Regions from separate parts of the Homo sapiens genome. Here region 1 is linked to region 2. Evidence: read pairs that join two places in POLR2A ChIA-PET (ENCODE). Cell type or tissue: OCI-LY7. All regions are shown on one strand. Each heading gives the region's core, and the rest is flanking DNA. Links, peaks and the distances in the headings are about the cores only.

Region 1 (2,852 bases), core at 353-2,852, 560 kb before region 2:
GCCCAGGCTGGAGTACAATGGTACGATCTCGGCTCACTGCAATCTGCACCTCCTGGGTTCAAGTGATTCGCCTGCCTCAGCCTCCTGAGTAGTTGGGATCACAGGCATGCACCACCACGCCCAGCTAATTTTGTATTTTTAGTAGAGACGGGGTTTCTCCATGTTGGTCAGGCTGGTCTTGAACTCCTGACCTCATGTGGTCCACCCATGTCAACCTCCCAAAGTGGCGGGATTACAGGCGTGAGCCATGGCGCCTGGCCAATTTTTTGCTTTTAGTAGAGATGAGGTCTCCCTTTGTTGCCCAGGCTGGTCCCCAACTCCTGGCCTTGAGCAGTGCTCCCAGCTTGGCCTCCTAAAGTTCTGGGATTACAGGCATGAGCCTTTGCAGCCAGCCAGCTCAGGTATTTTGAATCACATTCTCCAAGGAGTTCAGAATCAGACCTTGCAAATACTGGATAGACAGTCTGAAGTCCTGGGAGGTGAAAATTCTAATCTCAAAGGGTCATTAAGACGCCTCACATTCCCCTCAAATCTCACAGCCCCCACCCCAGGCCAGGCAGGCCCCAAACTCACCTTCACAATCACAGCACCTAAATAGCTCATTTATTTAAAAGGACTCTTTTGGAGGGGCCCTAGGTAATGGGGAGTAATGACTCCCCTTCTCACCCCCAGCCCTGGCAGGGGTTCTAGGCAACTCAACCAACCCTCACACACACACACACACCCACTGGGGTGCACCCAAAGGTGGCCTCACGTGGGAGTCAGAGCTGTTATGGCCGTTGGAGCTCAGGGGCCACCCCAGCTCCTGCTGAGGGTGGCTCAGGTGCCCTGAAGTGAGGGTACAGAGGTGGCCCCAGTTTGGGTTCGGCCTCTGCGTCTCCACGTGGCAGGGAGGGTGGCCTGAGCCCCTACAGCTTATCTGGCAGGACCTGCAGGCAGAGGGGAAGCCAAGCTAAGCAGGGAGTCCAGGAGAGGGCCGCACCACAGAGCCACTGAAGGAGGCTTCATTCGTGTCCTGTCCCCACCGCTTCTGGCTGTGTGACTTTGGGCAGGGTCCTGCCCCTCTCCGGGCCTTGGCGAGGCTATCTGAGCTGCAGGTAAAGCACTTGGCGCGGAGCCAGTATGCAGTAGGCGCCCATGCGTGCTAACTAGGGTGAGTATGTTCATTCATTTCGGAGGAGATTCCACTTCGGACATTTTCAGGGCATTGAATGTTCTTAGGCTAAAGGAGACAATGCCAGTTATACAGTAAGTGCTAAGTAAATGCTGATGAATAACAAAGGAAGAGGACGGATTCCATCTCAGCGACTCTAAGGCTGGGGTTGGGAGGCGTGGGGGTGTGAACAAGACCTGCAGCCACCGGAAGGGGCCCTCCCCTTGCTCCCTCCCGCCCACCCATTCAGGCCCACCTTACCTCTCGCCGTGCCCCGTCTGCCCGAGGGCAGGATCCCCTCGTCCTGTGCTTGGAAGGAAGGCAGAGGTGTCGTGGGGGCTGCAGACCTGCGTCCACAGCCTGCTGTCTTCCCCCTCCCCTGTTTTCTGGGCCCCCCCAGCTCCCTGTCCCCACCCCCACGCCCGAGGGTCCCTCCTTCCTACCTGGTTGCGGGTCTTGTGCGACTTCTGCATCCAGGCTCGCCACTGGTCGTAGAGGCGGAAGCTGAGGTTGGAGCAGTACGCGTGCTTCTTGAGCCAGCCCAGGAACTGCTTGAGCTCGCGCCGCACCGGCCCCGAGCTCGGCTCTCCGCCCCGCGGTTCGCACGCCCCGCCGCCCGGGCCCGGGCGCTCTGGTGGTGGGCGGAGCGGCAGTGTCAGAGCGCGCCCGGCAGGGGGTGCGCGCGGGCAGGAGAGGGGAGACCCCGGCGCGGCGGGACCATGCTCCCCTCGGGGAACCTCCCTCCCCGTTTCTCAAGGACCGAGTCCTCCCCGCGGCCCTGCACAGCAGCCCAGCTGCGCCCCTGGCCCGGCTGCGCCCCTGGGGAGGTGGGGGGGAGGGGGAAGGAAGGGGCTCCTCCTCCACATCTCCTCCAGGAACCCGATTCCTGTGGCCTGAGCCAGGTGCGAGTGGAGTGGGGGGAGGGGAGAATGAGAGAGGCCAGAGCCGGGGGGATGAGACATAGAGATAGACAGACAGAGCAGGGGGCCGAAAAAGAGAAAGGGAGAAAGACGCACGGATGAGAGAGCCGGGGCCAGGGATGGAGAGATGGAGACGCAGGGTGGGTGAAAGCCAAGGGTGTCAGCCCAGGAGGAAAGGGCCTGATCAGGGTAGGACAGAAACCCTGGGGACATAGGGACAAAGAGATCGAGACAGAGACACAGAGGAAGAGTGACAGATGAAGGGAGACCGAGTGCAAGATGACCCCATGGGACTGTCCCCAGCATGGGCCCATGGGACAGGGAGTGGGCCAGGAGGGCCAGGTGGGAGGCCTGCCTGTCGGTCCAGCTGCCGGCTGCAGCCAGCCCCCAGCAGGCCGGCGGATAAGGACATCGGCCTCACGTCATAAATAAAGCCGGGGACCCGCTGACAGGCCCTGGCACGGCCCCGGCCCCCGCCGCCCCTGCTGGCCTTCCCCGGCCTCCCCAGCCTCCCCTGCGGACGCAGCGGCCTGCTGGCTCCTGTGCAAGAATCGCAGGTGCCGGGCACGAGCAGGGGCCAAGGCTCAGGCCCCTCCCGGCTGCGCTTGCTCCCGCCCACCCCTGAACCTGGAGGGGCCCAGGATAGGGGCTGGGGAGCTGGCTGGAGCCTGACTCTACCCCTCCCTAGCTCTGGGACCCTCTCTGGGCCTCAGTTTCCCTATCATCTCACGAGCCAGAGTGAGCTTGGTCTTCCCGGTGAACTAAGTTTAGACCTGTGT
Region 2 (2,898 bases), core at 194-2,693:
AGCCACTGTACCTGGCCCACTGTGGGCCTTCTGAGCTGGAGGAGGGCTGTGGATTTTGGTCTAAGAGTGATGTGGAGCTATGAGAGCATATTTTATTTTATTTCCTATTGTATTTTATTTTTTATTTTTAATATATATATATTTTTGAGATGGAGTTTTGCTGTGTCACCCCGGCTGAAGTGCAGTGGCGTGATCGCGGCTTACTGCAACCTCCACCTCCCAGGTTCAAGTGATTCTTCTGCCTCAGCCTCCCAAGTAGTTGGGACAACAGGCATGTGCCACCATGCCCAGCTAATTTTTGTAGTTTTAGTAAAGATGGTGTTTCACCATATTGGTCAGGTTGGTCTCAAACTCCTGACCTCATGATCCGCCCGCCTTGGCCTCCCAAAGTGCTGGGATTACAGGCATGAGCCACCGCGCCCAGCCTTTTATTTTATTTTTTGAGACAGAGGCTTGCTCTGTCATGTAGGCTGGAGTGCAGTGGCACAGTCTTCACCTCCCGGGTTCAAGCGATTCTCCTGCTTCAGCCTCCCAAGTAGCTGAGATTACAGGTGTGCACCACCACACCTGGCTAATTTTTGTATTTTTAGTAGAGACAGGGTTTTGCCAAGTTGGCCAGGCTGATCTTGAACTCCTGACCTCAAGGGATCCGCTGGCCTCAGCCTCCCAAAGTGCTGGGATTCCAGGCGTGAGCCACTATGAGAAGGTTTTAAGCAGAGAAGGGATGGGGCTTGGTTTATTATTTTAAGACTCAGCTCATGGCTTCCATGGGGAGCAGGTCTGTTGGAGGCCAGGGTGGAGATCATGGGCGGCTGGAGAGAAGGCAAGGGCTGTGTCCGTCTTGACAGAGACTGGGGGTAGGGCCCCCTCTGTGCTAGGCCTGTGCCTTGCACTTTAAGTCACTGTACTCCAGGGTGCGTTAGTCCTCCAGAAGCCAGCAGGCCCTACACCAACTCTGGAGGCAGGCCTGACAGGTGCAGATGAACTCACGCAGGAGTTTCACTCTCCTGAACCCCAGTGACATTGGAACCAAAGCCATCCTCCACTCTAGCCCCTGAGGGAATCTACCCAACCAAACACAGCTCTGAGCATGGCCCCCTCCTGCTCATACACTCTCCATGGCTCCCCACTGCCCTTATGAGAAAGTTCTAGCACCTAGCCTGGCATTCAAGTCTTCTTCCCAAATCAGCTCTTGCCTACTTCTCTCTCTTCGATAAATATCTCTGACTAGAAGGACCCTTTCCCCTTTTTCACCAAGCCAACTCCTATCCAAACGTCAAAACCCAGTTCAAAAAACCCATTCCTCTAGGAAGTCCTCCCTGCCATTCTTCTGGTCTCCCAGAGTCACCATCCTCCTCTAGGTCAGATTCCATGGCATTGGGGGTATATATATCCAGATTTGTCTCCTCCAGACTAAAAGCCCCTCTGGATCAGGGCCAGGAATGGACAGTAAGGTTTGGTGAGCAGAGTAGATCAACAGAGATGTCACTGACCCCCTCCACAACCCTACAGCTTCCCTCAACAACTTCCTCTCAGACTGCCCCAGCTGATACCCTGCCCAGAAATACATGCACATGCAAATCCAGCCACTCAGCATTGACCTGTCTCGGGCCCAGGTGTGAAGGGCCAGGCAAAGAATGCGGAGGCGGCAGGCCAGAGTGTGCATGTATATTTGTAGTCACATGCAAATCCCTGCCCAGAGCCGCAGACAGACCCTGGTGGCCCATTCTCCAGATGTTGGTGTGATCGGAACTGCTGGGGGAGGTGGCAGCACAGGCTGAATGTGCCAGGCACGAGGGGGGAAGCTGAGGTTTGGGGAGGCCTCTTCCGCACACACATACCCTCCCTGCTTTGTCCAGCCAGAAATCAGAGAGCTGTGGCATCTGCCCAGCGCAGAAGCACAGAGGTGGACCTATTGACCAAGGAATGGAGCACAGAAGAAAGAACAGGAGAAGAAACCCAGGAGAGCTTCTTGGGGGAGGAGGCATGTAGTTGGATGTAGACGCAGAGGCTGGATGGGAGCCTGAGTAGAAGGGGAGGGAGGTGGGAATTTGAAGCTAAGAGTCCAGTACCTTCCTACTCCTTTCATTGCACCCTCATACTTAGCGTTTATTAAGTATCAACCTGTGCAAGTCACTGAGCCAAGCTGACCTCAGAAGAAGTAGAAAGCTTAAGTAGACCAACAACCATAGAAGATTAGAAAGGTGACTCAGGACCTACCATTAAAAAGGTAATAAAGTGGGCTGGGCATGATGGTTCACACTTGTAATCCCAGCACTTTGGGAGGCCGAGGTGGGAGGATTGCTTGAGCCTAGCGGTTCAAGACCAACCTAGGCAACATAGCGAGACCCCTATCTCTAAAAAAAAAAATTTTTTTTTTAAAGGCAATAAAGTTCAAGGCTGCAGTGAGCTTTGAGCTGCTGCACTCCAGCCAGGGCAACAGAGTGAGACTCTGTCTCTAAAAAAGAATAATAATTTCAAAATTAAAATAATAACTAAAAAACATGTTTAAAGGCCCAGGTGGTTTTACAGCTATTTTCTCAAATCTCACAGAACAGGAAAGTGCAGCATTATTTCAGTGAACTTAGATCTTTGAAATAGACGGGATCTAGCCGAGTCACTTTTTTTGTTTTTGAGATGGGGTCTTCCTCTGTCGCCCAGGCTGGAGTTCAGTGGTGCAATTATAGCTCACTGTAGCCTTGAACTCCTGGGCTCAAGTGATCCTCCAGCCTCAGCATCCCGAGTAGCTGGGATTACAGCTATGTGTCACCACACCCAGCAAATTTTTAAAAACTTTTTATAGAGATGGCGATTTGCTGTGTTGCCCAGGCTGGTCTCAAACTCCTGGCTACTCCCAGATACTTCCAGCTACTTGAGAGGCTGAGGTGGGAGGATTGC

What was found. ChIA-PET counts read pairs that join two places held together with the same protein. Peaks named below come from ENCODE experiments on the same cell type or tissue, not always from the same donor. Only the 100,000 strongest peaks of a DNase experiment are listed, where the experiment ranks them.
Region 1: POLR2A ChIA-PET joins it to region 2 with 5 read pairs; 1 of 35 experiments calls an interaction of 5 or more read pairs at or near these places.

The regions. Positions count from the first base shown.
Region 1 is chr19:18,592,651-18,595,502 of GRCh38, forward strand. CRLF1 (cytokine receptor like factor 1) reads right to left here. Exons shown (of 9, transcript NM_004750.5): 7 at 1,597-1,784; 8 at 1,415-1,457; 9 at 587-929. The coding sequence ends at 916. Among named protein-coding and RNA genes, the nearest start is that of REX1BD, 5.3 kb to the left of the region's middle. RefSeq lists an enhancer at 406-907 and silencers at 1,541-1,630, 1,651-2,040. In OCI-LY7, for the core only: CTCF peaks have their summits at 1,848 (motif pointing right) and 2,058; DNase peaks (open chromatin) are centred at 1,291 and 1,751; H3K4me3 peaks cover 1,833 bases; H3K27ac peaks cover 625 bases.
Region 2 is chr19:19,154,036-19,156,933 of GRCh38, forward strand. All of the region lies in intron 5 of BORCS8-MEF2B (BORCS8-MEF2B readthrough), which reads right to left. The region is part of intron 1 of MEF2B (myocyte enhancer factor 2B); the gene reads right to left. Among named protein-coding and RNA genes, the nearest start is that of MEF2B, 15 kb to the right of the region's middle. RefSeq lists a silencer at 1,556-1,625 and an enhancer at 1,846-2,025. In OCI-LY7, for the core only: a CTCF peak has its summit at 914; DNase peaks (open chromatin) are centred at 956, 1,656 and 2,117; H3K4me3 peaks cover 1,951 bases; H3K27ac peaks cover 2,500 bases.